Regions from separate parts of the Homo sapiens genome. Here all the other regions are linked to region 3. The links are chromatin loops, found by intact Hi-C in ENCODE. Cell type or tissue: endothelial cell of umbilical vein. All regions are shown on one strand. Links, peaks and the distances in the headings refer to the core of each region. The heading gives the core; the rest is flanking DNA.

Region 1 (7,953 bases), core at 1,858-6,857, 96 kb before region 3:
GTAGGCACAATAGCAGGTGCCTGTAGTCCCAACTACTCAAGAGACTGAGGGCAGGAGGTTTGCTTGAGCCCAGGTGTTCGAGGCTGTAGCGCATAATGATTGCATCTGTGAATAGCCATGACACTCTAGCCTGGGCAACATAGCAAGATTCCTGTCTGTAAAAAAAAAGTATCCACTGGGAAAAGAGTATTTAAAAAGCAGAGACTCTAATATCCCACATCTATAAGGAACATAAACCAATTTACAAGCAAAAACCAAACAACCCCATTAAAAGGTGAGCAAAGAACACAAACACTTTTGAAAAGAAGACATGTATGCAGGCAAGAAGTATATGAAAATAGCTCAATATCACTAATCATTAGAGAAATGCAAATCAAACCACAGTGAGATACCATCTCACATCAGTAAGAATGGCTATCAGCAAAATGTCAGAAAATAACAGATGCTGGCAAGGTTGTGGAGAAAAGGAAACACTTATACACTGTGGGTGGGAGTGCGAATTCATTCAACCATTGTGGAAAGCAGTTTGGCAATTCTCAGAGAATTAAAAACAGAACTACCGTTTGACCCCAAAATCTCATTACTGGGTATATACCCAAATGAATATAAATCATTCTACCACAAAGACAAAGGCACACATTATGTTCATTGCAGCACCAGTCACTATTGCAAAGACATGAAATCAACCTAAATGCCCAGCAGTGGTAGATTGGATAAAGAAAATGTGGTACGTATACACCGTGGAATACTATGCAGCCATAAAAAAGAACAAACTCATGTCCTTTGCAGGAATATGGTTGGAGTTGGAGGCCATTATCCTTAGCAAATGAACGAACACAGGAACCAAAAAACAAATACCATATGTTCTCCTTATAAGTGGGAGCTAAATGATGAGAACACACGGACACAAAAAGGGGAACAACAGACACTGGGGCCTACTTGAGGGAGGAGGGTGGGAGGAGGGAGAGGATCAGAAAAGGTAACTGTTGGGTACTAAGCTTAGTACCCAGGTGACTAAATAATCTGAACAAACCCCCGTGAGACAAGTTTACCTATACAACAAACCTGCACATGTACCCTTGAATCTAAGATAAGAGTTAAAAATAAAATAAAAATAAAAAGCCGAGACTCTGGCATAGAGGATAATGGAGAGATCCAGTTTTCTATGCTGTAGCAAAAGTGGGGACTCAGTCTTGGGGAAAACACAGAAACCCAGTTTTCAAAACTAGATACAAAGTCAAAGTTGTTCTGGCAAGGATTTTTCATTGAGCTGCAGACACCTGAGTTTCAACTCCCTCAATCTCTTTTGACTAAGGTCAGTCATGGTCAAGCAGCCTCAGCAGTGGGGAGAAGATGGTCAGCAAAGGCTGAGCATCCAAGATAATATAGAGACATCAGCTCAGCTTCCCTTGACTCTGGGACATGGATGCCATCAGGCTAGTGGTATCATTCCAGTAGAATTACATTTCATGCCCCCTGATAGACAATCTGTGCCCTGGCCTGTGGAAGAGAGTAGAGGAGTTAACAAGATAGAAGGAGAAAAGTGGATGATGTTTGTGGCCTAGTCTTCAGCATTATTGTATGCTCTTGAAAGGATCATTTCCTCTCTCTTGGCCCCAGATTTTTATTTGTAAACTGAAGGAATTGAAATCAGATGATCTAATACGTTTCTCTAAATTTTTGTATCTTATGTAAACACAGGACACACAATATTGCCATATTTCTCTAGTCCCCAAAGCTGCCCCATTGAAAGATTTCAGGAAATGTTTTAAAAGTAAATACCAAGTAGAAGCATATTTCATATACAGAGTGTACAGTGCATTTCTCATAAAATAGCTCTGAGCCCTTAATTCATATTCCAGTTAATCCCACATAATGCCTGGGTAATTTTTGTTGCCAAGTATCTGACTTCCATTACGATGACTGCAAAATATTGCCCATTATTTCACTTCCTTGAGATTCTGCTTCCTTAACCTGTATCTTATCTTGCTGTTATTCAAACCATAAAACAATTTAGATGTTTCCTATGAAATTAGGAATGCAAGTATTTAGGAGATATCTTATTTATTAAGGGATAAAGCCTTATAAATGGGTTCAGAAAAGGATGTGGCTGGAGGCACAGTTGATGCTGTGTCCCAGCCCTCTGCTCAGCTCACAATACTCAGAACTAGAGTTGGCCAAAAACTGAGCCAGCACTAGTGTACACATTGTACCCCATGTGCTCAGAAACACAACTCAGACTTCTTTTTCCTTGCGTTGTTTTGGAAGCAAATCCACAAGGCCCTGAGCACTCACTGAGCCGAGGCACGAGCTGGCCAAAGGATACAACCCAGAAAGGCAGATGCTCTTAACTCCAGAATACAACACTCCTTTTTAGATAGAATTGGAAGGGCCTCATGAATGGTTTTGCTTGTGACCTGTACAGGCTTTTAGTGCCCAGTCTAATAAAGGAAAGAGAAGATTGTCCAGAAAAGGAAGGCTATTGGTATATGTAACCATTTTAAAACAAGTAAACAAAAAATAAATAAACCTTTTTAGTTGCTAATTTTACATATTTTTGGCGCAAGAGATGGGACACAGATAAGCACAAAAGATGGAACACAGATAAGGATGCTTGTGCAATGTCCTTTAATCCTGCATAAATTATGAAAAAAGAGTGTCACTATCTTCACTTATAAAAAACTGTAAGGCATAACAGGTGGATTTGGATAGTAAGTCCAGTTTCATTGCAATCAAAATTTAAGAGACAGAATTCTCTCAATATCGTGTACGTACAATTGTTCCTTGCCCAGTTGATGTGTGATGACGTTATTGAATGAGTAATTCTAGAGTGGGTTACAATGAATTTTGCATATACTTGTATGTGTTTCTCCATGTGTGTACAACTCAGATAGCATTTATGCAATAGAATTTTACCTATTCGGGCTCATGTATGAAAGAGAAATTTTCCTTCTCACAGAACCTAATTTTAGGGTATAGTTTTGTTACAGGAAAGGGGTCCCGATCCAGACCCCAAGAGAGGGTCCTTGGATCTCACGCAAGAAAGAATTCAGGGTGAGTCTGCAGTGCAAAGTAAAAGCAAGTTTATTAAGAAAGTAAAGGAATAAAAGAATGGCTACTCCATAGAGCAGTCCCAAGGGCTTCTGGTTGCCCATTTATATGGTTATTTCTTGCTGATATGCTAAACAAGGGGTGGATTATTCATGCCTCCCCTTTTTAGACCACATAGGGTAACTTCCTGATGTTGCCATGGCATTTGTAAACTGTCACGGCGCTGGTGGGAGTGTAGCAGTGAGGATGACCAGAGGTCACTCTCATCGCCATTTTGGTTTTGGTGGGTTTTAGCCAGCTCCTTTACTGCAATCTGTTTTATCAGCAAGGTCTTTATGACCTGTATTTTGTGCCGACCTCCTATCTCATCCTGTGACGTAGAAGACCTTAACGGTCTGGGAATGCAGCCCAGTAGATTTCAGCGTTGTTTTACCCAGCTCCTATTTAAGATGGAGTTGCTCTGGTTCACACACCTCTGGCAGTTTTGGCAATTCAGGTCAATTAAGACATCATGATAAACTCTTACAAAAATGGCCATGCTGTTGCTATAAACTCAGCACATTTTTTATTTTCCAGAGATCATTATTAGCTGCAGTTCAATCTGAGTGTCTTGTAAGCAGTGAGGTAGAACAAAATCAAGGAGTCTTAAATCAGCATTTCGCATACTTCAATATACCAGGCAGATAAAAGTCCAAAAAATTAGAAAAACTAAACCATGTGAGAAAGAAACTTCGGAAACTGTAAAGCCTTTCTTCCTCTAAACTCGCCATTGTCCTCAGGTAATAAGCAATTGTTCACTTTTTTGGTTGGTAATCTCAACCTCCCGGATTCAAGCGATTCTCCTGCCTCAGCCTCCCAAGTAGCTGGGATTACAGGTGCCCGCCACCACGCCTGGCTAATTTTTGTATTTTTAGTAGAGACGGGGTTTCACCATGTTGGTCAGGCTGGTCTCCAACTCCTGACCTCAGGTGATCCACCTGTCTCAGCCTCCAGAAGTGCTGGGATTACACGCGTGAGCCACCGTGCCCGGCCCACTTTTTTATTTAGAAAACAAAATTTATCATGCCTGGTAGTTTGGGTTTTCCTCCCTCTTGGTGCCAGAACAGTGCTGGTTTGTTTTCTCTTTGGAGTGCTGATTCTATTGGTTGTGTAGATTGTGCATTTTGTAGTTCACGTTGGAGTCTGTCACCCAGGGGCCTGAGATGACTCACAAGCCCTAGCTCTAAGGGGTGCATGCTTCAGGTCTTGGTGGCTTCATCAAGCCACCAAGTCAGGATGACACAGAATTCCGACTCACCTCTGAGAGATCAGTGAGGGGAACTCATATACAAAAACTAAGAAACCTGGAGCAAGCTGTTCTTGAATTCCATAGCTATTAAATCTTACTTGAAAGTCAGTAATGTAAAGTCAGGAGTTAAACAATCAGCGATGTGGCTAAGTTCCTCAACCTTATGTTAAAGAACAAAGCACTGGTTTTGTGACTTAATTGAATTCTCTGACCAGTTCAACCTTTTTAAAAAGGGTGTTGCTGGTGCCACCTAGTGGAAGTATTGTAAATCTCACAGCGTCGTGATGAATCCGTAAATCAAGGTATTTTCTGTGACCAGGGCTTAATCCACTCCTGTTGGCTCCGAGAAAACTGTGCGTGCAGAGAGCTGCACTTTTTTTTCTAAACGGGAAGTGAGTTAAACTTGGTAGCTTTTATGGTGGCTATCTTTCTGTTATATATGTTTTCGTGTTTTTATTCTGACATGAGGATATGGAAATCCAGGACAATATTTTTGCTTTAATACAAAAGTTCTCCCAGGATAATTCCAAGAGCAAAATTTGTTACACCAATATAAGATCTTGTCAGTTTCTCCTATTCCAAATACAAGTATGCTATTGGTTCACTTTGAGGAGTTTTTCAAACCTTTTACCCTTATTATCTGATGAAGAGGCCATTACTAGCTACAATTCAATTTTAAGGCAGTGCATTTGCCTAGTACATTAGCTCTAGGTAAATGCACTCTCACTTTAATTTGTGAATATAATATTACTTCTCATAAAACATTCATTTGGTCTTCTCAACCCCATTCGTGAATATCTATACAAACTGGCTATCTGTATTTTACCTGTAACCTATTTCATAGAAGATTCTATTAGGACCATCTGCTCAGTTCATAATCAGCTCTCTTTAATGCTACCCCTATCACCAGTGGTAAACTCCAAATAGACATTTGCTATAATTTGAATTCGATGCTTTGGTTACTGTGGAAGGACACTCATCAAGGTAACACCAATTGGATTTGGAATTTTGAATTGAGACTGGAGTAAAGGTGGAAGTCAGGAAACAATCTTGACTATATATATTTTCTATATACCTTTATGTATATCTTTATATCTATATATCTTTATGTATATCTGTCTGTCTGTCTGTCTATCCATGAGAGAGAAGTATCATGAAAGAAAATGGTTAAACATAGGGAAAATGTTTCTGAAATCAAGTGAAACATCTTTTCTATTTTTGTTTGTTTATTTTTTGAGACGGGGTCTCACTCTATCACCCAGGATGGAGTGCAGTGGTGTAAGCATAGCTAACTGCAGCCTCAACCTCCTGGGCTCAGGTGATCCTCTTGCCTCAGCCTACTGAGTAGCTGGGACCTGGCTTCTTCTCCTTCTCCTTCTTCTTCGACTAGGTCTTGCTCTGTCACCCAGGCTGGAGTGCAGTGGTGTGATCACATTTCACTGCAGCCTTGACCTCTCCCTGCCTCGTGTAGTCCTCCCACCTTAGCCTCCCTAGTAGCTGAGACTACAGGCACATACCACCACCCCCAGCTAATTTGTTTTTTTTTTGTTTTGTTTTGTTTTGTTTTTGTAGAGACTGTGTTTCACCATGGTGCCCAGGCTGATCTTGAAATCCTGGGCCCAAACAATTGGTCTCCCAAAGTGCTGGGAGTGCAAACATGAGCCACTGAACCTGGCCTAAACATCTTTTCTTAAAAAGAAAAAAAAAGAAGGGTCCAGTGCAGTGGCCCACACCTGTAATCCCAGGACTTTGGGAAGCTGAGGCAGGCAGATCACCTGAGATCAGGAATTCAAGACTACCTGGCCAATATGGTGAAACCCCATCTCTATTAAAAATACAAAAACTAGCCGGGCATGGTGGCGCTCACCTGTAATCCCAGCTACTTGGGAGGCTGAGGCAGGAGAATTGCCTGAACTCGGGAAGTGGAGGTTGCAGTGAGCTGGAATCACACCACTGCATTCAAGCCTGGGCAACTGAGAGAGACTCTGTCTCCAAAAATAAAAATATTGGCAATGAACCCTCTTTGGGTGAGGAAAGATTGAAATTATACCTAAAGACAATGTACCATATAGCAATTGTCTGTTGAAAATATATTTTTATTATAAACAACATAAACACTTCCTAATACACTTTGCAAATATGCATTTCATTTTCTTTGCCTGAGTTTTTATCAACAGTGTCTCTGAGCACAATAGTTCTTCCCTTGATGGCCGATCATATATTCAATAAGTGCCAAGCACCCTCCCCAAGTATCAATAGGCACTGTGGGAAGTGCTGGGGGATTTTTTTAAATGCAGAGAAAAAAAGGCATCCTTCCATATCTCAAGGGATCACAATCTAGTAGACTGCTTTAAAAAAAAATTTGGATGTCTCTTTTTTAATATACATACTTCCACTTTATAAGATATATTTTATTTCATGCTATACAAGTCTTTAGAAAATAGCCTATATATCCAAGACAAACTGGACAATTAAATAATTAGCTAGGTAAAATAGGGTTAAAATGCAACTTTTAGTCTTAAATAATCAAATAATTTATGAAAAAGGGATGCCATGGCCTTAGACTATTTTGATAACAATTTTAACTTTGTAATGTGTGACTTCTGAAGAACCTGAAATATTTTAATAAAAAGACATCATCCTTCTTTATCCTTTATAATATGCAAAGGAATATTTGTCTTATATGAGAGCAGACTTTGAGTCATTGCCAAAAGTGAAAATTAAACAGAATTCAAAGGCCACATCTACTATTCTTACCACTGCTCTTTTGTCTCCTGTCTTTAATGACTTTGATATTTCGTTAGTGTCTGTGTGAAGAAGGGCACATACATCTGAATATCCTCAGTGCAAAATGAAAATTATTTATTTGGAAGTTACAGTCTATTATTACAGACATTTTCCTTTGGTTTATTTCTTTTATGTATGGCTCTCCCAAATTTCCATTTTCATACTATTTTATACTTTTTAGTAAGAATGATTTATTCATTATATGCATGTATTTACTTTATGCCCTTGTAAAATTTCCTTATAAATATATTTTTAAATTATGCTCTCATTGACAGACCATGTGTCCCATTTGTGGTGTGGGAAGTATCATCAACCATTGCTTTTGTACAGCAACAAGAATCAGATGCTCTTTAGAGATCCTCCATTTCATTACTCTAACATTCTTCAATGTGGTTCCAGCCACGCATAGTCATATAGATACTACATATTCAAAGATAACTTACTGAAGCTTGTTCACAGAACCAAGCTTTCTCCTGATAGCTCTTCTTCCCCTACCCCGCACTTCTGGAAGTATTACCCCAAATGCTCTTCAGGATTTAAATAACAATTTTTAAAAAGACACTTAACACCACAAAATGGAATTTGCTGGCATGACGCGAACAATACGGTTACTCCAGATGCTGTATTCAAACTGTATGGGTCCGTTGAAAAAATAGATATAACCTATAAGAAAAAGCATAAAGACAATTTCAGAGTTTGAAAATAATAAGGTTTTAATCCAGTTAATATTAATGGTTCAATCTCTTAGATCCCATTTGTAGGAATTTCAAACTTTTTCTTTTTAAACTCTATTAGTTCTTTAATAGTTGTTCCTTTTTAAATTTTTT
Region 2 (7,953 bases), core at 1,169-6,168, 300 kb before region 3:
ATGGCAGAAAAGTAAACATTTCCATTCCAGGCCGCTCTGTGTATGTAGAGGCAGGAAACTGCGAAGTGGATTTTGCCAAAACTCTCTTTTCTACTAAATCAATCCAGCTGTGTGGCTGGAATGCCTCATTTTTCATTTTTCCTGAGGCACTGTCTTTTCTAAATCTTCTCCATTCTTGATTTTCTAACAATGTCTAGCTATAGCAAGGTATTACTTCCCACTTTAAGTAAATGCCCTCGTTTTCTCTCATTTTTACCACCAAAATATTCAATTTCTTAGTGTGTCCATGGGACTCTTTCTGTATCTCCACACCAGAACTATTCTCCTTACACATTCCCCCGCTATTTCCTTTCCCTCACTGGCTGCTTCCTGTTTGCCTACATGGTTTCTCTAGTAAAACAAAATAAAACCAAACAACAGACTTCTTTCTACCCTATTAATCACTTGAGTTACCATCCTGTTTCCTTTCCCTCACTGTCAAACTTCTTGGAAGCCCAGTCAGTGCCTCTACTCCTTCAAACCACACACCCGCTCCTCCTCACACCACACACCTACTACTCACACCACACACCTGCTCTTCCTCACACTACACACCCAATCCTCACACCACACACCTGCTCTTCCTCACACTACACACCCAATCCTCACACCACACACCTGCTCCTCTTCACACCACACACCCACTCCTCACACCACTCACTCCTCACACCACACACCCGCTCCTCCTCACACCACACATCCACTCCTCACACCACACAACCGCTCCTCACACCACAAACCCGCTCCTTCTCACACCACACACCGGCTCTTTCTCACACCACACACCTGCTTCTCCTCACACCACACACCCACTCCTCACACCACACACCTGCTCCTCCTCACACCACACACCCACTCCTCACACCACACACCCGCTCCTCACACCACGCACCCACTCCTCACACCGCACACCTGCTCCTCTTCACACCACGCACCCACTCCTCACACCACACACCTGCTCCTCCTCACACCACACACCCACTCCTCACACCACACACCTGCTCCTCCTCACACCACACACCCAATCCTCACACCACACACCTGCTCCTCCTCACATCACACACCTGCTCCTCACACCACACATCTGGCTCCCATCCCCCTTGGAGCCCAACCAGCTGTCACCCACATACGCCTGTTGGAGTCTGTGAGAATTCATCTCAATAAACTGTCTCACATCTATATAGTCCCCACTAGATTCTGTTCTCACTCCTCTTGATCAATGGTTCTCAACCTGAATTTATTTTTTAACCTAAAATATCAGAAAGACACCACATATGCCCTTTGGTGACATTGGCTTGTCAGGGGCAGTGGATTAGTTTTCCGCAGCTGCTGTAACATATAACCACACGTCCAATGGCTCAAAACAAGATAAATTCATTGCCTTACGATTCTGCAGGTCAGAAGTCTGGTATGGGTCTCACTGGGCTAAAATCAATATGTTAGCAGTGCTGTGTTCCTTCTGGGAGCTATAGAGGAGAATCAGTTTCTGTGTTGTTTCCAGCTTCTAGAGGCTATTGCATCCCTTGGCCTGTATTTCCACCTCTGCCATCTTCAAAACCAGCAATATCACTTCTCTCTAACCCTTATTCCATCTTCTTGTCTCTCCCTGATCACAGTTGGGGGAGGGTCTCCACTTGTGAGGACTCAGGTGATTTGATTGGACCCACTGAGATAATGCTAATCTCCCATTTCAAGGTCCTTAACCCAAATCACACCTGTGAAACCTCTTTTGCCATGTAAGCTAACATGTTCACGGGTCAGGATGTGGGCATTTTTGGGACCATTGATCTTTCTGTTACAGGCAATAATTCTCAATGAGAAGAGATGGAGGTAGTCAGTAAATGTGTAGACTGACTGCACAGGGAAGGGCACTTCAGGATCTGTGGTCTGCATGTGATTTGAAAAGCCCTTTAGGAGACCATGCCCTATAACTCCAGGATAACCTGCACCCACCCTGTTCTCCATTTTGACTTTCCATGCCAAGAATATGTGAGTATTTACTGAATACTCATTAGAAGTGAGGTACTGTCATAAAGGCTTTTGCAAAGTCACTTTTATGTAAATTTCTTAGGTATTACGTCTTTTAAAAGCAATACAGAAACTGAGGATCAGAAAGGTTAAGTGAATTACCTGAGATCACACACTGGCAGATGTGTAATGTGTGGCAGAATTTGGGAATCCAAGTTTGGTTTAATTCCAAGGCTCTTTCTGTTCAGTCTCCACAAAGTCTTCTACTGGAGTTGACCTTCTGCCTGAGTAGCTTCTTTAGTTTAAATGTCACATTAAGGTCATTATGGGAACTTTCTGACTCTTTCTTCCTCCAAATTCTACAGATGTGGTTGCCTCATACATCAGGACCAAACATCAGAGGAACCTGAAGTGACAAGCCCGAGGTACTCACAGACAGCCTGTTTCTCTTTAGCATGGGGAATGGAAATCCGAAGACCTGGGTTTGACTCCACTCTATCATTTGCTTGACCTTGCACAAGTTCCTTCATCTCTCTGTCTTAATTGCACATCCCTAATTGGCCACTTATTACTGTGGGACCCTAGACACAGTTCACTTCACATCCCTAAGTTTTAATTCCTTGCGTGTAAAATGGTGGTAACAATAGCCCTGACATCATAGGAATGTTGTGAAGATTAAATATGGATGTGTAGAAAATGTTTAACACAGAGTGCAAAATAACAGATAAAAATTACAGTTCTCTGGCAATTAAATATAAAAAAAAGCCTCACAGGATAGGAGCACTTTCTATATTGCTATATTGTTTTACGTTCTTATTTCAAAGCCGTGGGCTTTAAGGAGGTAATGCACGAAAAGCAATATAGAAAGTGTTGTTCAAACGATTTATTTTATTTTAAAAATCACTTATTTTTAAATAGTCTAGTAATACAAAAATACATGCTTATTAAAAAAAAAATTCCAAACTTTCAGAAGTACGGTAAGTAAATGTGAAGTTTTCTAACCCCCTTTCCCCCTACTTCAGTCCCCTCTTCTAGAGGTAACCAATGTTAACATTTTGAAATGTCTCCATCCAGATATTTTTCTATGGCTTAATGCTCCCAGAGTAAGCTGGTGTATAGCAGACGCAACCAGTGGCCTTCAATGAAGTCACGGATGGCTGAGACCTGTCACTCTTAGCCATGCTAGTGGTCATCATGCCCCCTGTAAAACCAGCAGAGGGCGCCAAAGTCCACTGGGGTATTCGGAGGGTGAACTGTTCGGTCAGATCAACAGTCTTCTTCGAAATAAGAATGTAAAACAAATAGATCCCATTTATCTCATTTAGTAAGGATGAGCCCAGGTTTTGAACTAGGTAGGTTAGTGGGAGAACTGGACATTAAAGACTTGGCCAAAGCTCATTAAAATGAATAGTTTGCTTTAGGTGAGAATGCAGAATGAGAAACTCCACAGTGGTCACAATGTTCCTAAGCACATTATTTTGTCCTCTGTTAACAGATCTTAATGCCAGGTTGTGGGTGGCAGTTTTAGCTTACTTGATAAGGGCTATCACATTCTAAGTGTCAGTTCACCAACAATGGCCATCCAGGCGGTGGCTAGCTTCCCGCTCTCACAAATAGTTCTGTATTGGCTGCCCTACAAGTCTCCTGGGGATCACAGTCAGAATGAATACTTACAAGTGGGACTACTGGGGTTAGAATACAGGTATTCTTATGATACAGCCAGATTTTGCTTCACAATGGTTGCACCAATTAACAGTTCTGCCCGCTGTAAATAAGGGTTCATATTCCCCATGTTTTTATCAGCACTTAATATAACCAGAACTTCTAATTTCTGCCATTTTTGGTAGGTATAAGTAGGTATCTTTTTTACATTGGTATTCCGTTGATTACTAGTAAGATTGGATATCTCTTTATATGCTGTCAGCTACCCAGATTTCCCCTTCTAATAATAGCCAACTTATTTCCATGCCTGCATTTCTACTGGATTTCTTACCTTTTTCATGTTGATTTAAAAGAATTTCTTCTCTGAACCACCTATTAATCTTTCCTTAGTTTCATATGTTGCAGACACTTTCTCTGTTTCTCATTTAATATAATTCTTTAATTTCAATGTAATCAAAACTATCAGCTTTGCCCGTTATGAGTTATGCTTTTTTGGTGTTATTTGAGATATTCTTCCCCACATTATGATGGTCAAAATATTCTCCTATGTATTTTGTTGAATTAGTTCTACCTTTCATATTGAAGTCTTTAACCAATTCAAAGTATACTTTTGTGCATGGTCTGCATCAGAAAGAATAAGCAAAATTACACTTTGGTAATAGGCCCTGCATCCTTTAGTCTTATAAGACAGCTCAGATTTATTTCTTGCTTGTGCTATGTGTCAATTATGGTTTGACAGAGGACCTCTGTGTATGGCAGTGACCCAGTTTCACAGACCTCCAGAGAAGCTGTGATCTTGAATTCTCTCTGTCATGTTGGTTGAAAAAAGATTTCTAAAGGGTTTTGCACAAGCAATGAAATGTTCCAGCCCAGAACCAAGCACAAGTCATAGTCCAGAACTAGTCATGTGGTCCCATCCCACTGCAAGGAGGCTAAGGAGTATAATTCTTCCATGTGCCCAGTAGCTGGAACTCCACAGTGAAGAGTATCTGTTACTTGCACTTGCTGGGATACAGAATTCATCTTTATTTTTTCCATGTAGTGCCTCCAAACAACTATTTGAGGATTCATTCTTTTTTTTCTTCTAATTTGTAGTACCACCCCTATCATACCAAAAGCATGTTTCTGGACTTGTATTTAGTTCCATTAGCTTATGTCTCTGCTCCTGCGTAAGTTTTGCACCACTGGGGTCACAGAGGTTTTGTAAAATGTCTTAATATTTGGTGGGACTCTCTCCTTCTTTGTTCTTTGTCAAAATTCTTAGCTCCTAGTGTGTATTTTTTTTTTTATAAATAAAAGCCTTGCAATCAATTTTCCTTTCCCAAATACTGCCATTGGAATTTAGTTAAAATTGCTTCCCATTTACAAATTAATTTTGGAAAAATTGTCATCTTTAGAGTATTAGGTCATTCCATACATGAAGATCATATTCTATTTTTCTTATATGTCTGTAATAGAGTCTTAAATTCTCATTTTTAAGGGGTTGTTCTGTTTTTGCTATGTTATTTCCTAAAGAGGTAATTGATTTTGCTGTGGCTATTAATATTTTGTTTTCTATGTTTGATCTACTTGTTTATTGTGCATATATAGACATGTAAATGATTTTGATGTGTTGATGTACTTGGAAACATTACAATTTTTCTCATCTTAAGAGTTTTGATTCTTTTGAGGTTTTCTATGTAAATTATCAAATTATCTACAAATAATTATAATTTGGACTCTTCCCTTTTGATCTTTATAACTGTTGATATTTTCCTCATTTTAATTTTTTTTTTTTTTTTTGTAGTAATGAGGTCTTACTGATGTTGCCCAGGCTGGTCTTGTAATCCTGGGCTCAAGCAATCCTCCTGCCTCAGTCTCCCAAAGGGCTGGGATTACAGGCATGATTCACTGTTCATGGCCTCATTTCAGTTTTTGACAGGATATCCAGGACTATATTAAACGAATATCAGTGATAGCAGGCATCCTTCTCTTATTCCCAGTATTAATAAGAAAGTACCTAAAGTTGCTCCCTATGTGCTATATGGTGATGGTGGAATATGTCCTCTGTTTTCTCTGAAAGAGTTTGTGTAAGATTGGAATGATCTATTCCTTGACATGGATCTTTTGGCAAAACAAACCAATAAAACCATCTAAGCTTAATGTTTTCTTTGTGGGAAGATATTTAAACCATTAAACATTATTTTATAGTTATAGAATAATTAAGACTTCCTTTTGCTGTTAATTTCTTTTTTCTTTATATATTTTTGAGATACTATTGACATATAGTGAAGTACACAAGTCTTAACTACACTGTTCGGTGAGTTTTGACAAATGTATAAGCCAATGTATCCCATACCTCATGAAGGAAGAGAACATTTCCATCATCTGAGTTCTCTGAGTTCTTTCTTGGTCAAACACAGTCCCTCCTCAGTGTCAATCACTGTTCTGATTTCATTTCCTATATATTACTTTTTATAATCTTAAAGTTCATATAATGGAATCAAAAGTATATATTAGCTTCTGTGCCTGGCTTCTTTTGCCTAGAATGATGTCTCTTAGGATAAGAGAGACATTTTAATGGTTTTCAGTTTAATCCATGTTGTTGTATATAGTACTAGTGGTAATATTCTATTGTATGAATATGCCACTATTTTCAGATTTGGACTATCAAGAATAAAGCTGTTATGAATTCTTGAGCAAGCTTTTTTGGGGTATTTATGTTTTCATTTATCTTGGGCAAATATGTAGAAGTCATAGGGTGAATAAATATTGAACTGTGAGCAATTTGATATTGTATGAGCCTTCCAGATGTTCTAGCTCCTCATCAATGTTTGGTGTTGTCAGTCTTATTAACATTAATGATTTTAGTGGATTTTTTTTAGTGGTGCCTTATAAGAATTTTATTTTCTCGATAACTAATAATGTTAAGTACTTTTTAAATGTGTTTATTGGCCATATATATGTCTTTGTGAAGAGTCTGATTAAAACTCCCATGCATTTTTAATTGCATGTGTCACTTTATTATTAATATGTTAGATTTCTTATATATTCTGAATAAAACTCCTGCAGGGTTCCCCAGTTCCCCTCACTTTTTTTTTCTGTGTCCTGACCAAAAATCAGAGTGCCTTGACCACCCTGTGTCCTTGCCAGCTGTAAGGTTTTCCCAGCAGTCTTGAAACCAAACCAGGAACTTGAAAATTCCCTGGTAGTGATAAAGATATCTAGGTTTACTAGAAAGAAACTGGCCCTGGCCCTGAACCAAATCTTTAAATCCTCATATAGACATATTACCCCCTAGATGAAGACATATCTATGTAGGACACCCCTCTACCGTGATTGTTCTTTGAGAGGATACACCAAAGAACTCTGTAAGTAAATACCCCTAATAAATGTGTTGTCCTTCTCACCCTGGCATTTAGTGCTTCCTTCTTTGGAATCTCAGCTGGCCCCATCTGGAGACAGTCTTGGGCACTTCCTTGCAGGAATTCCCTTGCTGCCACTTTTGGGGCGACTCCAGTCATGAGTTCAGCAGGATGAAACAAGTCCTTTGACAGATATGGTTATTACAAATGCATACTTCCCCTGAGATCTTATATTTCCATGGGACTATCAGTCTCCCTGAAATCTCAAGGCAGAGTGCTTATTGGCAAAGTCTAAACACAACCACTCTGATTTCTCATATTCATTGGTGGATTTTCTCCCCAGGAACCCATCAGAAACTTGGTCTTAGGCTCTGAGCATTTCTGGGGGCTGCTGCAATGTCTGTAATATTCTAGCCTCTGCACTAATGAAGACGAAGCCAAGAAATTTTTCAGGAGCTGGTCAAACTGACTATATACCTTTTTATTAACTTTCCATCTTTTCTGGAATCCAGCATCAATTCTGTGTTAATTTATTTAAAAACTTTTATTAAGTACTTACTTGGATTTTGCATTATATTAGTAAAATAAACAGACAAAACAATAATACATAGCAAATCCCCCACCCCTCTCCCTGCCACACATCCTGATGGAGCTTCCACTGTAGCAGGGGAAGACAGGCAATAAATAGTAAAATGACAGGCCCACAGCTAGTACCATACTGAATGGGGCAAAACTGAAAGCCTTTTCTCTTAGATCTGGAACATGACAAGGATACCCACTTTCACCACTGTTATTCAACATGGTACCAGAAGTCTTAGCTAGAGCAATCATACAAGAAAAAGATATAGAGTATCTAAGTTGCAAAGGAAGAAGTTGAATTATTCTTGTTTGCAGATGATTTAATCTTATATTTGGAAAAATCTAAAGACTCCACCAAAAA
Region 3 (7,953 bases), core at 1,427-6,426:
AATACAAAAAATTAGCCAGGCGTGGTGGTAGGCGCCTGTAGTCCCTGCTACCTGGGAGGCTGAGGCAGGAGAATGGCGTGAACCCGGGAGGCGGAGCTTGCAGTGAGCCGAGATTGCGCCACTGCACTCCAGCCTGGGCGGCAGAGCGAGACTCCGTCTCAAAAGAAAAAAAAAAAAAATGAGAGTTCCAGTTGCTTCACGTCCTTGCTCATACTTGATATTCTCAGGCTTGTTTTCTCTTTCTTGTTTTTTGTTTCTTTTTCATTTTAGTCATTCTACTAAGTATGTGATGTTATCTCACTCTGTGTTAAGTTGCATTTCTGTGTTAACTAATGATGTTGAGCATTTTTCCTTGTGTTTATTTGCCATTCTTATTTCTTCTTTGGTACAATAGTTCTTTAAATCTTTTGCCTGTTTTAAAAATGAAGTTGGCCTGGTACAGTGGCTCACACCTGTAATCCCAACACTTTGGGAGGCTGAGGCAGAAGGATAGCTTGAGGCCAGACATTCAAGATCAGGCTAGGTAACATGGGGCAAACCTATCTCTAAAAAATTAATTAATTAAAATAAAATAAATAAAAATGAAGTTGTTTTGTTATTATTGAGTTGTGAGTGTCTTTACATATTCTAGGTAGCAGTTCTTTATCAGATATGTGTTTTGCAAATATTTTTCCCAGTCTGTGTCTCATCTTTTCATTCTCCTAATAGTATCTTTCCAAAAAACATGTCTTTACCAAGAGTATCTTTTCAAAGAGGAAATTTTTTATTAGGTCAAATTTATCAGTTGTTTCTTTTATGATTCTGACTTTCCTGTGTCTTATCTAAGAAATATTTGCCTATTTAAAGGAGAAAATTTTTCTCCTATGTTTTCTTTTAGAAGTTTTATGGTTTTAGGTTTCACATTTAGGCCTATAATCCCACCTCAGTTAATTTTTTTTTTTTTTTTTTTTTGAGACAGAGTCTCTGTCGCCCAGGCTGGAGTGCAGTGGTGCAATCTTGGCTCACTGCAAGCTCCGCCTCCCAGGTTCACGCCATTCTCCTGCCTCAGCCTCCGGAGTAGCTGGGACTACAGGCGACCGCCACCACACTCAGCTAATTTTTTTGTATTTTTTTAGTAGAGACGAGGTTTCACCATGTTAGCCAGGATGGTCTCGATCTCCTGACCTCGTGATCCACCCGCCTCGGCCTCCCAAAGTGCTGGGATTACAGGCATGAGCCACTGCCCCCCGCCCCTTCTCAGTTAATTTTTGCCTATGGTGCAAGAAATGGGTCAGAGTGTGTGTGTGGGTGTGTGTGTGGGGGTGTGTGTGTGTGTGTGTGTATATATATATACACACAATTGAATATTCATATAAATATATGAATATGCAATATTCATATAAATATATTTGTAATGTTATGTATGTAAATTTTTAATATTCATATACATATGTTTATATGAATATTCTGTTGTTCCATCACCACTTGTTAAAACAAACTACTTTTTCTCCATTTAATTGCCTTCTCATCTTTGTAAAAAATACATTGGGTATAGGATAGGTGTGTAGATCTATTGCTGGACTCTCTATTTCTCCTTTTTTGTCTGTGGGTCTGTCCTTTTACCAATACCGTATTACCTTGATTATTCTCACTTTATAATAAGACAACATCAGGTAGTGAGAATACTTCAATCTGATTCTTTTTCAAAATTGTTTGGCTATTCAACTATTTTTGCTTTTTTCATATAGACTTTACAATCAGTTTATAAATTTCTACAAAAATATCATGCCAAGATTTTTTTGTGGAACTGAATTGCATCTGTAACCCAATCTGGGGAGAAAATTTATCTTAACAAAATTGTCTTCCCATCCATGAACACAGAATATCTCTTCATTTACATAGGTTTTTTTTTTTAAGTCTCTCGTTAGTGTTCTATGGTTTTCAGCACACATTTCTTAGATTTGTAGACAGGCATTTTATGTTTGTTTGTGCTGTTATGATACTCGGCTGGGCATGGTGGTTCATGCCTGTAATCCCAGCACTTTGGGAGGCTGAGGTGGGCGGGTCATTTGAGGACAAGAGTTTGAGACCAGCCTCGGCAACATGGTGAAACCCAATCTCTACTAAAAATACAGAAATTAGCCAGGCGTGGTGATGAGTGTTTGTAGTCCCAGCTACTCTGGAGGCTGAGGCATGAGAATCACCTGAGCCCAGGAGGTGGAGGTTGCAGTGAACCCAGATTGCACCACCGCACTCCAGCCTGGGTGACAGAGTGAGACTCTGTTTCAAGAAATAACAATAAGAAAATAAAAATAAATTAATTAATTTAAAAAATATAAATGATAGTTAATTTTTTTCTGTATTTATAGTATTTTTGCATTTAGGTATTTGTTGCAATGTCTGTATTTTATGTTTTAAATTACCCTTTGTCTGTCCTACCTGTCACCAATATTTGGCCTAACTTGCCATTTACCTTTTCATGTTGTTTATAGCCATATAGTTAAGTCTTTTTATTCATGCTTCTCCTTTTGTGTGAATTTATTATATTTTAAATTAATTACCTTTACCTATATTATTTTAATCTTAATGAAAACTATAATAACTATGAAAAGGACAGTGTTATTCATCTTTTAAAGCTTATTACACTGATATCAAAAGATTAACTTTTTAACATTCACAAATTAGTAGGTTACATTAATTTTCCAAGGTTAGAGGCATTGTTGAGTCTGAGATACTTTGATTGTTTTACAAATACCTTTCACAGATCCTGCACTCAAGGAGGAAAAACTGATAAATGAACTTAACAAAGCTTCAGAGGTATCTGAGGGGAAGTACAGAACTTCACATCTGTGGAGTGATCAGGTCACTGACTGATCACAGTGGTAGTAGTAGTAGTAGTAGACACAGTGGTACATCACCCATTAATTTAGTTACTGGTTGAGGTAGAACTCACAGGGCTGCAATTAAAGACTCTCTTAACATTATTTTTTGGATTTTATGATTCACACATTTTTTTTCTATTAATTGAAGACTCAGAGATTACATCTTGTCCTTTGAAAAACATCAGATGAAGTAAGCCAATTTTCTAAGTGTAAATTCATACATTTCTTAACTGGAAAAAGAAAAAGCAGCACCCCAAATATAAAAGGTATTATAATTTTGGATAAACTATTAGAAAGGCTGGCATGTGGAGCAAAACATGACATACTATTAATGGTACCCTTGGACTGACAGACTTATGGTAAAGTTTATGAATTCATATGAAGAAATGCAGCTACTAATTACTTTCAGATGAAGATACCATTAAGCCATTGAATTAGTCAGCTTGAGCTGCCATAACAAAAGCCACAGACTTTGTGTCTTAAAACAACAAAAATTTATTTTTTCACAGTCTGCAGGCTGGAAGTCTGAGATCAGGACGTTAGTTGGGTCCAGTTCTGAGGAGGACTCTCTTTCCAACTTGCAGATGGCCACATTGTCGCCTTGTCCTCACATGGTGGAGAGAGAACACTGGGTCTCTTCCTCTTCTTATTATAAGGACACCAATTCTATGAGATAAGAGTTCCAACCTTAGGTGTCATCTTCAATACAGCCACATGGGGGAGTCATTCAACATATGAATTTTTCAAGGACACACTTCCGTTCTTAACAGCCTTTAAGAGAATGACACATATTTTCCACTACAGAAGATATTACTAGTTAGCAAAATTTTACAGGAAATAGCTGAGGATTGTGTTTATGGTTTAAGCAAACAAGATGATGACATTTCCTTAAGCTAAACATAAATGCTGATCAATGGCCTCATTTAACTCTACTACCAGAAAACCAGCCTAAGACAAACCTGCCCTCTCTTGTGACAAAACCCAAACTACGACTCAAGAATTAAATGCTGATGGTAAATACAATAGAGTTTGGAATGACAACAGAATGTTCTCCTAAGCCTCCTGAGAAACACAGAAGACATAAAATATCACAAGTCATCATTATTCAGAAAGATCCCTACAGAGATCTCTGTTGCAATAAATTCTCTAGAAGGAAAAGGGTCTGCATTTGGGGATAACTGACCTACTCATTTGTCAATGGAATTTAAGTAAAATGTAATTTTATTGGTTGGAGAGATTTTGTGCTGCTTAGGTAGAGAGAAAATATGTTTCTTTCTGTGTTTTTTTTTAATAAAATAAAATCTTGGAGCTCAAAATTTTATTCAACATACTTATACTTTTATTCAACTTTGGTACAAAAACAGGAAGAAGTAAGGTAGGAAAGCAACTGAATAAGAACAGGAGAACTAAAGATAAAGAGGAGCCTATTCTCAATAATGCATCTGAATAAACTGTTTAACTTAAAAAGATTGATTGAGCAGGGAAAGGAGCAAAATGGGAAGCAAAGAAGGAGAAGATGATGATGGAAGAGAGATACTTGCACAAATGTACATCCCATGGGGAGGAACACATGGTAATTAGGAGGTCATGAAGCAAACGTTTAGAGAAAGTAATTACATAAAAAGTATAGGAATAATCCAGGAAAGAAATAGGTGTTAAATAAAAGTAAGTATGGATGATTTCACTAAAAACAAGTCATATTAGTGTATCTGCTTTTCTTCTATAATGGTTATTAAATCAGTAGATCAAGGGAATGCTTCCAGAGATTTAGGACAAATATGACAAAATCTTAGTAAATATCCTTATGAAAATAAAAAAGAAAATGTAAGTTGGATGTTGGCTAAATTATATGAGCCATGTATCTAGTTAAATAATCATGTTCAAAGCATATTAATTAATAGACATATGTCAGTTCATTCATTCATTCTTCAATTATAAACTCTTATTAAGCAGCAAATATTTGTCAGGCACTATGTTAAGCCTTAGAGATACTAAGAAGATCAAACTGTGGTCTCACAATCTATTAGGAAGAAGCAGGGCTGTCACCAATAACTGTGATAGGCTGTTCATTAACTATGACAATAATAATCTAGCTTAAAGAAAAATCTTTAGTGAGAAGAAAAGATACTTCCAAAGCCTTAATCTTATTCACCATTTTTACCAATAATGTGGCTAATGCCAGCAAGAACTTGCTTACTATTTTGCAGATGTCATAGAACTTGTGGAAATAGTTAGACATTGGTAGATCAAAATAAGAAGTCAAGAAAATCTCAATGGATGGGAATAATGGGCTAAAACCAGTAAGATGAATTAAATATAAATTAATGTGGTGATTTACATTGAGGTTAAAAGAACACAACCACGTGAATACAGTACTTGGAAGACGTAGCTTGACAGCAGCTAATATGAAAAAGACCTGACTCTCAGTCAAACACAAACTCGATATAGCTTAGCAGTGATATATAATGTCTAAAACCTTGAGGTTTCATGATCAAAACAGCAGATCCAGGCCAAGGACAGTTACGACACAAGTGTATTCTATGCTGGTAAGGATGATTCTGCGTCGTGGTCCAGTTCTGTGGGACGCTTCAAGGCAGTATTTGACATATTAGAGAGGATCTAGCAGGAGGCAATGAGGGGGAGTTTTTGTATGAAAACTTCTACTTTATATTTTTAAAACTTATAAGAAAAGAGGGCACTTTAGCCTAAAGAAAGAAGTTGTAATGAGTCGTGTCATTGTGTTTTTTAACACTGAGTAGAATTACTCTACGAAGTCCCAGAAGGTAAAATAGGAATAACTGACTTTTCTATTGGGATTTATTCTTTGCAAAGAGCTGTCTTATTAATTATATCATTTGGTTCTTATAATTACCTTGAGAGTTAGGCAATGCATACACTACCATTACCACCATTTTATAGGTTGGAAAACTAAAATTCAGAAAAGTTGAGGCTTACCCAAAGTGGAAAAGTTGAGGGCCCAAATCCCAATTTTTTGAGCCCAAACCTATGCTTGTCCCACAATGCCATGCCGTCTTTCCACTTGGAAGCAGATTTTATCTCAGTATAAAAAATAAAAACATTTTTAATAATAAAGAGCACACAAAAATGAAACAGATTAATGAAACAAATAAAGATTTCCTTTTCCTGAAAAAAAGCAAACATGGGCTGAGGATTTTGTGTCAGGCACTTCATAGGTGACTGCTTCTTATGGAGGAGGTTGGATCAGGTGATCTCCAAATACATTAGAATAAATATTTACTGTGGGTTGCCTGTTCATTCTGATGGTAGTTTCTTTTGCTGTGCAGAAGCTCTTTAGTTTAATTATATCCCATTTGTCAATTTTGGCTTTTGTTGCCATTGCTTTTGGTGTTTTAGACATGAAGTCCTTGCCCATGCCTATGTCCTGAATGGTAATGCCTAGGTTTTCTTCTAGGGTTTTTATGGTTTTAGGTCTAACATTTAAGTCTTTAATCCATCTTGAATTGATTTTTGTATAAGGTGTAAGGAAGGGATCCAGTTTCAGCTTTCTACATATGGCTAGCCAGTTTTCCCAGCACCATTTATTAAATAGGGAATCCTTTCCCCATTGCTTGTTTTTCTCAGGTTTGTCAAAGATCAGATAGTTGTAGATATGCGGCGTTATTTCTGAGGGCTCTGTTCTGTTCCATTGATCTATATCTCTGTTTTGGTACCAGTACCATGCTGTTTTTGGTTACTGTAGCCTTGTAGTATAGTTTGAAGTCAGGTAGTGTGATGCCTCCAGCTTTGTTCTTTTGGCTTAGGATTGACTTGGCGATGCAGGCTCTTTTTTGGTTCCATATGAACTTTAAAGTAGTTTTTTCCAGTTCTGTGAAGAAAGGCATTGGTAGCTTGATGGGGATGGCATTAAATCTATAAATTACCTTGGGCAGTATGGCCATTTTCACGATATTGATTCTTCCTACCCATGAGCATGGAATGTTCTTCCATTTGTTTGTATCCTCTTTTATTTCCTTGAGCAGTGGTTTGTAGTTCTCCTTGAAGAGGTCCTTCACATCCCTTGTAAGTTGGATTCCTAGGTATTTTATTCTCTTTGAAGCAATTGTGAATGGGAGTTCACTCATGATTTGGCTCTCTGTTTGTCTGTTGTTGGTGTATAAGAATGCTTGTGATTTTTGTACATTGATTTTGTATTCTGAGACTTTGCTGAAGTTGCTTATCAGCTTAAGGAGATTTTGGGCTGAGACAATGGGGCTTTCTAGATATACAATCATGTCATCTGCAAACAGGGACAATTTGATTTCCTCTTTTCCTAATTGAATATGCTAGATGATGAGTTAGTGGGTGCAGCGCACCAGCATGGCACATGTATACGTATGTAACTAACCTGCACAATGTGCACATGTACCCTAAAACTTAAAGTATAATAAAAAAAAAAAGAAAACTCTAAAAAAAAAAAGAATAAATATTTACTGTGAGAAAAAGAGAGTGAAAAAGAAAGAGATTCAAGTTGATATTCAGGAGACATCCATGGAGTTCATTCATTCACTTTGCAAAGATTCACTGACCACTTACTATGTAGTACATAGTCCTAGAATAGTGATAAACATACCAGACTTGAAAATAGAAATCCTGGTATTGAGTACGGGTTCACTCAGTTATCATCTGTGTGCTTTTTTGAGTATAAATTTTGCCATATGTCAAGGTTTATAAAATCCATGTCAAGAATTACAAGGATTGGATGAAATAATATTTTAAAAGTAGTAAGCACATAGCAGGAGCTTAATAAATATTAGTTCCCTTCTCCCCTTTACATATGAAAGTTGCCATCAGTTCCCAAAAGACAGTTTGTATGAATTTAATACGACATTAAGACAGGACCAACATGTAAAGAAAGTGGAAGGGCAAGTGAAGACTTTCTCGGTGTTCACATTGCTTTGCTGGTTTGAAGGTGACCACTAAGGCTTAATTTTGTAAAAAGCCTGGGGCACAGCATGTTCTAGAACTTTATTTGATCTTGAATTCTCAGCCTAAGATTTCTTTCTTCTCACTGATCTTTGTACATTGTTGAGTAAATTGTACTGGTTTCTTATTCTCAGACAGAATTAGAGAT
Region 4 (7,953 bases), core at 1,913-6,912, 210 kb before region 3:
TCCACACACCTGTAGGGCAAGGGCAAAATGCCACCAGTCTCTTTGCATAGCAAGAGTGACCTGGCCAGGTGCAGTGGCTCATGCCTGTAATCCCAGCACTTTGGGAGGCCAAGGCGGGCAGATCATGAGGTCAGATTGAGACCATCTTGGCTAACAAGGTGAAACCCTGTCTCTACTAAAAATACAAAAAATTAGCTAGGCACGGTGGCAGGTGCCTGTAGTCCCAGCTACTTGGGAGGCTGAGGCAGGAGAATGGCGTGAACCCAGGAGGTGGAGCTTGCAGTGAGCCGAGATTGCGCCACTGCAGTCCAGCCTGGGTGACAGAGCTAGACTCCTTCTCAGAAAAATAAATAAAAGAGTGGCCTCCAGTTCCCAACAGGATCCTCATCTCTATCTGAGACAACCTCAGCATCGACCTTTTTGTCCAAATCACTGCCAGCATTTTGGTCAAAGCCATTCAACAAGTCTCTAGGAAGTTCCAAATTTCCCACACCTTCCTGTCTTCTAAGCCCTCTGAGTCTCTAGGAAGTTTCAAACTTTTCCACATTTTCATATCTTCTGAGCCCTCCAAACTGTTCCAACCTAGCCTGTTACCCAGTTCCAAAGTCACTTCCACATTTTCGGGTATCTTTACAGTAGCACCCCACTCTACTGATACCAACTTACTGTATTAGTCTGTTCTCACACTGCTAATAAAGACATACCCAAGACTGGGTAATTTATAAAGGAAAGAAGTTTGATAGACTGACAGTTCCACATGACTGAGGAGGCCTCACAATCATGGCAGAAGGCAAAGGAGGAGCAAAGGCACATGTTACATGGTGGCAGGCAAGAGAGCGTGCATAAGGGAATTGCTCTTTATAAAACCATCAGATCTTGTGAGCCTTACTCACTCTCATGTGAACAACACAGGAAAAACTCACCCCCTTGATTCAGTTACCTCCCAACAGGTCCTTTCCATGATACATGTGGATTATGGGAGCAACAACTCAAGATAAGATTTGGGTGGGGATACAGCCACACCATATCATAGGTTAATTCATGTTAACTTAAAGAATAGAGAGGCAGCAAAGTGGATGTAACATAAGCTTGGTGTCAGACTAGATGCATTAGATATCTGGCTCTGCCATTTACTATCTGTATGACCTTGAGGATGTTGTGCAATCTCTCTATACATCCCTATATTTGTAAAAAAGTTTAATAATATCTTCTTCATAGGTGAGAATTAAATGAGATAGTATATACAAAGTATTTGTTTCCCTTCTGTGTTAAGATAGCAATAGTAATATACGTTAGCCTTTCAATTGGATTTGCTAATGTCTAAGGGGGCCTTTTTTGCATGCCTATTAATACTTAGAGTTTTACTTTTATTATAATAATACTCCATCTATTAAAGAGTTAAATCCTAAGTTTTCTTAATATTTTAAGTTCAGCTTTCTAATCTTGTTTATTAATCTAGTATATTTATATAAAAATAAGTACAATCATTTTCACTAGCTTTGATTAATATTTATTGATTTGTACAGTAAAAATAATAAATTAACCTTAATCATTTAATGCTATTTGAATTCATAAGTAATATTTTCATCAACACTTCAAATCATAATTACAATTTCAATGTAGGTAATTTTTTCAGATAATGCAAGTCTATTATGCAGACTTAAAACCCAACAAGCCAGATATTTCTAAACACTTAAGTAATGCTTAGTAATCTAATAAATCAATCAATTGACTCACTTAACTCAAATTCTCATACACTTTGCAAACAACTTAAAAACAGAAAATATTCAAAATAGCAGTGACTGCAAAACATAACACAGCATAATAACATTCCTTAAACAAAAGTCTCACTTGTATTCATTCTCTATTAAATATATATTATACATAACATACATTATATATGATCTACATTGTATAAATATGTAATACACATAAATGTTATATAGTATATATACATTATATACAATATACATTGTGTATAATAAACATGTACATTATGCATAATATACATTATGTACATTATGCATAATATACATTTATACAAGTATATATACATTTATACACGTATATATGTATATATACATTTTTATACACATATATATGTATATATACATTTTTATACACATATATATGTATATATACACGTTTTTATACACGTATATATGTATATATACACGTTTTTATACACGTATATATGTATATACACGTTTTTATACACGTATATATGTATATACACGTTTTTATACACGTATATATGTATATACACGTATATATGTATATACACGTTTTTATACACGTATATATACATGTATATATAATATACATACATAATATAATGTATATTATGCATAATGTAATAGAGTTTCATATATTATATTAGATTACATTGTAGAATATAATATATTATGTATAATATACATTACATACATTATGTATAATATACATTACATACATTATGTATAATATACATTATATATAATGTACATACATATATTCCTTCCAGAAGTAGCTAATTTGCTCCCAACCAAAGAAAAGATAATTACTATTTTAGGTCCGCTACAGCCACTAAAGTTTTACACACAGATTATTATCAGTGATTATAAACCAAGGCAAAGGGTGTTTGTGCTGCTTCCAGAATGATTCTACCCAAATCCCAGGTGGTTAGCAAGCTGGACTTTTTCTCATAATTAAACCCTGCCAACTTCTTCAATTTTACAGAAAATTGCTTTCACAAGTTATTCCTGCCAGATCTGAGTAGCTTCAATGCACTCTTCCCACAGTGCTCCTTCACAATAGGATCACGGCTAATCTCCATATTGCTTGATTTGTGATAATAGGCTTCTTAAATGCTTCTGTCATTATAACCCATCTGCTCACTAACTGGTGAGATTCTGTACTTTATCGTTTATGAACGTTCTTATTTGTGTCAAACCCATATTTCTGTTGGTTTATTGCTGAGTCCAAACCAGATTCCCAGCTTCTGCTTTCCTCCCCTGCCCCCCAGTCTAGTGTCCCTCCCCCAGTCTAGTGTCCCTCCCCCAGTCTAGTGTCACTGCATGATTTCCTGTAAATGCAAACGTACTCCAATAAGCCTGCCTGAAGCAAGAGGAATTGAGCCAGCTATCAAACATCATTCTGGGATTCAGCATCAGTCACCATTAGAGCTGGTCTTGTCCCGACATGGGCTACATGTCTGGTCCCTGGGGCTTAGCCTCTGGTCGGTGTCAAATTCAGGTGAAAGCCTTGTCAGCACAAAAATACATACCTGGAACAAACAAACATTTCTGGAACAAGATTGCTTGGGGAAATTTACAGACGAGTAGCTGGTGTGAGGTTCTCCATTGTTCATTACAATTTAGGACAGCACAAAGAAATTTAGCAGGGCTAGATATCAGACTCAAAAGAACCCCGGCCCTTGGGCTGTGGGGATTTTAAACTGCAGAATTGAGGAAGAACCAGCCCCAATGTGGTCATGCCATATGACACTGCAGAACCCCTAGTTCGGAATGGAGTCAAAACTGAAAAGATAAGGCAACCAGGCTGATTTATTGTCTGGGTCCCTAGACAAAATAAGAACATGATCTTTGAATCTAGAAGGATATGAAATTGGATCCTGGCTATGTACTTGCTATGTGATTATGGCAATGCTACTGAATTACTCTAAACTTATATTTCTGCATTATTGAAATCAACTACCAGCCTAACAGTTAAGACATGCATAAGAACTATGAATCAGGTCTGATAGCACAGAGAAAGTATTTTCCACTTCCTTCTCAGCACAACATTTCCTAAGAATTATTTGCATCTGTTATTTCGACTTTCTCACATTCCAGTTTCTCTTTGTAGTAGATGGACAGAGATTGGTGACTCAATGTCTTTCCTTCACCTCACTGTGTAACAAAAACATGACTGCAGTGAAATTGATTGATCCTCCCTGCCATGGTGATTGGTCTAGGATGACCATATGGTAAGGGATGGTCCAAACAGGAGGACACTCAGAACTGTCCTTTCGTGTTTGAAGGTGGTGATTTAAGAAGGTGCGTTGCCTGGACACTAAACAACATAGCTGTGTTGCTGCCGTGAGGAAAGCCAGCCTCAAGGTAAAACTGACACAAGGACAGAACCAAGATAACCGCAAAGTGATGGAGCCAGAACTCTGATCGCACCGAAACTAAAACCTGTCTTAGTGCTGTACTTTTATGTAATATGAACCAGAAAATTCCTTATTTTTAAATCAGTTGAGATTTTCTGCTACCTATAGCCAAAAACACCCTAACTTGCCAACTTTTCTACCAGCTTCAATCAGAATTCAGCTCCATCACTTCACCAACGCTGCTGTTGTAAAGAGCATCAGTGGCCCTCATGTTGGAGAATCCAACAAATAGTTTTCCTGCTCCTGTATCTCTGCTCAGCCTTTGAAGATTAGATTTTCCATCCAATATGCAAGTGTGCTTAAGGATATTCACTGTAGCGTTGGATATCACAGCAAAATATTAAAAAATAGGCTACTGATACACTGAATACTGAAAATAATCTACTGATGCACACAATTTTATTTCATTTATGTTTTATTATTTTTATCTTAAATATATTTTAATTTTAAATATTATATAAATATATTCAAATGTTATAAAATTATTTTCTTTTAATATTTACACTTATTTCAAACTAATTTTATTTTTTGTTACTTTAACATTTTATTTAGTTGGTTTTTGCATTTATTTAATGTATAAATGTATTTATTGAATCACCAATAGGGGACTGAATAAGCTGCGTATTTCTTCCTTTGAGCGCAGCTGGTGCAATAAACAGGAGCTCGCAGAGTCCCGTGGCCGCGGAGGGGCGCCAGACTCCGGGGAAGAGCCAGAGCGAGGTCCGACGAATCGGGCTCTGCTGGCGACCAGCCCCCTTCCTTTCCTCCCTGGTGGGGCTGGCGGTGGGTGACCACGGCCGCATCTGGGAGGCGACTCTTCGGATTCAAGATGACCAACAAAAAACCCTCTTCCCCAAAGGGTTAGACTGAGCGAAACTTCAAACGGATGGCAGGAGATGAATGAATTCTAAAATGGAAACAATATGAAACACATGCGCAAGCTTTGGAGGCAAGAACGCTGACCTCAACCTCAGTGAAAACTAAAGCAAAAGCAGCAAGAGTCTGCGCGGGGCAAACGTCCTTGCGATGCGACTAGCAGACAAGAGGCAGGAGATGCGAGGCGTCCTACCCGAATTTAGTACCTCCAGCAAATCTGTGGCCCAGCGTGGCCCGATCAACAATGGTAGACCGAGCCATCAACCTGTTTTCCTAAAAATGAAAGGTGATCTGGCCCTGACTGAAGACAAACGGGAACAAGCCCAAAATGAACAGAGTGCCTGGAAGTTTACGCCTGGTAGGTAAACTCTCCAGTCATATTCTCAGTCAAGGCTTCCCTGACAGTCCCACTACTAGAAAGTCACTGGGGGGACAGCCAAGGACTCGTTTCTACACCAACACTCAGACTTTTTGAGAGGAAAGGAAAAAAGCCGCATTTTTATACTCCCCAGCTCCTAATGGTTAATGTGAAACTTACCAATGAACCTTGCACTTCAGTTCTTTCCCTCCCCATCCGCTTTGCTTCAGAAGCCTGGTAGACTTGCACTATCCCAAAGAAGCGGCCACCTCTGAAGAATTCCTCTTTGGGAACATGTGGATACTTGAGAAATGTTTCTGTTTGAAGAAAATAGAGGGAGAAACAAGGTCCTAAGGCACACAATGTCTTTGGACAGTTCGGAGAAATGAAAACCTGGAGACTTTAAATCATGAATTGAACATAAATTCCAGTAAAATGGAAAATGGACTATGCATTGCTCTTACCCTTGAGCATAGTGACTTAGAAACTCTAAAGAGCAGGTCTTCAAATAACATGGATTAGTTATGACGTCGAAGAGAAAAAAAATCCATTTCCGGTCAGGGCCATGGTCTGTGTGGAGTTTTCAGGTTCTCCCTGTGTCTTTGTGGATTTTCTCTGGGTACTTGGTTTCCTCCCACATCCCACAGCTGTGCACATGAGGCTCACTGGCTTGTCTACATGGTCGCAGACTGGTGAGTGTGAGTGAGTATGAGTGCGCCCTGCGATGATGGAATGGAGTCCTATCCAGGGCTGGCCTGAGCTGCCAGGATGGGCTCCAGCCACTCAACACTCTGAACTGAAACAAGAAGGTAAATAATTATCTTACTTGTTTTTTATTAATTTTTCTTAAATGTATGCATAACTCGCATTTATTTCAATGTTTACTTTTCCTTTTCTTTTTTTTTTTTTTTTTTGAGGCAGAGTCTCACTTTGTCGCCCAGGCTGGAGTTCAGTGGCGCGATCTCGGCTCACAGCAGCCTCTGCCTCCCTGGTTCAAACGATTTTCCTGCCTCAGCCTCCTGAGTAGCTGGGATTATAGGCATATGCCACCACGTCTTGCTGATTTTTGTATTTTTAGTAGAGACAGGGTTTCACCATGTTGGCCAGGCTTGTCTTGAACTCCTGACCTCAAGTGATCTGCCCGTCTTGACCTCCCAAAGTGCTGAGATTCCAGGTGTCAGCCACTGTGCTGGGCCTACAGTGTTTACTATTTAGAAGTGTTTTGGTCTTTAGTTAGAAGTTCGGTGATGTTTTTGTGACTTAGAAATATGCCATAGAAATTTAACTCTTGTTTGTATCAATTAGCCTATGGTAAAAATGGTTTCCTTATGCATCCCTTTGCTTAAAATCAGAGTTTCCAAGAACTTATCCAGATGTTAAATGAGGACTTTTCAACATATTGGTTTTGCCAGTAAGACTGTGAACTTCATCATTGTTGTTGAACTGCTGGGTCAAAACTCAAATGAGGTGAATTTTGCCTTTAAAGGGATTATTTGCTAAGAACCAACCTTAAATAGTCACAGAAAATCAAATATTAGTTGTCAGTATAAGTCGTTCATATATTTAACCATTTAGTTTGAGGCTCTATATTACTTGATTCTTTTTTATTGATACATAATAATTGTACATATTTATGGGAATTATTGAGTCTTAAATGAATGTGGTTTTAATCAATGGTTTACCTTTGAATGGTTGTAAATATTGTAGATAATCTTATTGAGAACTGTGCAAACATGAAGGTGTGGTATCAAACTTCAGGTTTAAGCTGTTTGAAGCATTATAAACATTCATTTCACAACCAGATTGCTTAAGGATGTTGGCTGTGGTGAGACTCACTGGGTTATTTTTTTCAGGAGTGAGCTTTATTAAATCCGCATTCCATTCGGCAGGCATGTGCTGAAAGAGCATTATCATTGGTGTTAATGGACAAATGTGTTTTTTCATTGTATTTGGGCCTTTTGTATTGTGGTCTTGATATTAAATTAAGTGCACCTAAAGAAAAAAAAATTGAATAAAGCAATTCTACATGTACTAATGTGGAATAGCTGCCAAGATACATTAAGTGAAAAAAATCAAAGAGCAAGACAGTGTAATTTTGCATAGTACCATTTTTATTTTGAAAGATTATATTAATGCTTGGTATGCGTAAAATAGCTCTGGAAGGATTCAAGAAAGATCTGCTTGGTTACCTCTGAGAAAAGGAGTTAGATGTTGGAAACAGGGGTGGGAGGAAAATTGTTTATATTGCATAATGTCTTTTAACGTTTGGATTTTGTGTTGTGGCTAAGGTAGTACCTATTAGAAATAAATAAAATTAGGTAATTTTAAAAATAAAGAAATGCTGTAAATTTTGACCAAATGTTGCTATTCATTAGTTTTATCTTAAACTCTCCCCATATGATCTCTCCCATACTTCTGGCTTTAAGAATAATCTCAATGTTGAAACCTTCCATATACATATATGTTTTATATATATGTGTGTGTCTCTTTTGCATTTCAGATTCCTTTAGCTCTTGGGTGCTTGAATTTCTCCAACACATTTCAAAAATGGGCAAACATAAAAAAT

What was found. Hi-C counts contacts between places; a loop is a spot of excess contacts. Peaks named below come from ENCODE experiments on the same cell type or tissue, not always from the same donor. Only the 100,000 strongest peaks of a DNase experiment are listed, where the experiment ranks them.
Region 1: it touches region 3 in a loop (2.9-fold over the local background); 5 of 110 quality-filtered maps call a loop at or near these places.
Region 2: a loop joins it to region 3, with 10 times the contacts of the local background. A loop is called at or near these places in 4 of 110 quality-filtered maps.
Region 4: a loop joins it to region 3, with 8 times the contacts of the local background. A loop is called at or near these places in 2 of 110 quality-filtered maps.

The regions. Positions count from the first base shown.
Region 1 is chr11:102,936,578-102,944,530 of GRCh38, forward strand. It overlaps MMP13 (matrix metallopeptidase 13), which reads right to left. Exons shown (of 10, transcript NM_002427.4): 10 at 6,418-7,789. The coding sequence ends at 7,689. Among named protein-coding and RNA genes, the nearest start is that of MMP13, 15 kb to the right of the region's middle. In endothelial cell of umbilical vein, for the core only: a CTCF peak has its summit at 4,600 (motif pointing left); a DNase peak (open chromatin) is centred at 4,594.
Region 2 is chr11:102,730,238-102,738,190 of GRCh38, forward strand. No RefSeq gene overlaps it. Among named protein-coding and RNA genes, the nearest start is that of MMP8, 9.3 kb to the left of the region's middle. RefSeq lists silencers at 3,089-3,138, 3,259-3,308. In endothelial cell of umbilical vein, for the core only: a CTCF peak has its summit at 3,215 (motif pointing right); a DNase peak (open chromatin) is centred at 3,234.
Region 3 is chr11:103,032,569-103,040,521 of GRCh38, forward strand. No RefSeq gene overlaps it. Among named protein-coding and RNA genes, the nearest start is that of DCUN1D5, 56 kb to the right of the region's middle. In endothelial cell of umbilical vein, for the core only: a CTCF peak has its summit at 3,590; a DNase peak (open chromatin) is centred at 3,633; H3K27ac peaks cover 447 bases.
Region 4 is chr11:102,826,711-102,834,663 of GRCh38, forward strand. It overlaps the pseudogene WTAPP1. Among named protein-coding and RNA genes, the nearest start is that of MMP3, 13 kb to the right of the region's middle. RefSeq lists a silencer at 6,179-6,384. In endothelial cell of umbilical vein, for the core only: CTCF peaks have their summits at 4,832 and 5,032; a DNase peak (open chromatin) is centred at 4,851; H3K27me3 peaks cover 687 bases.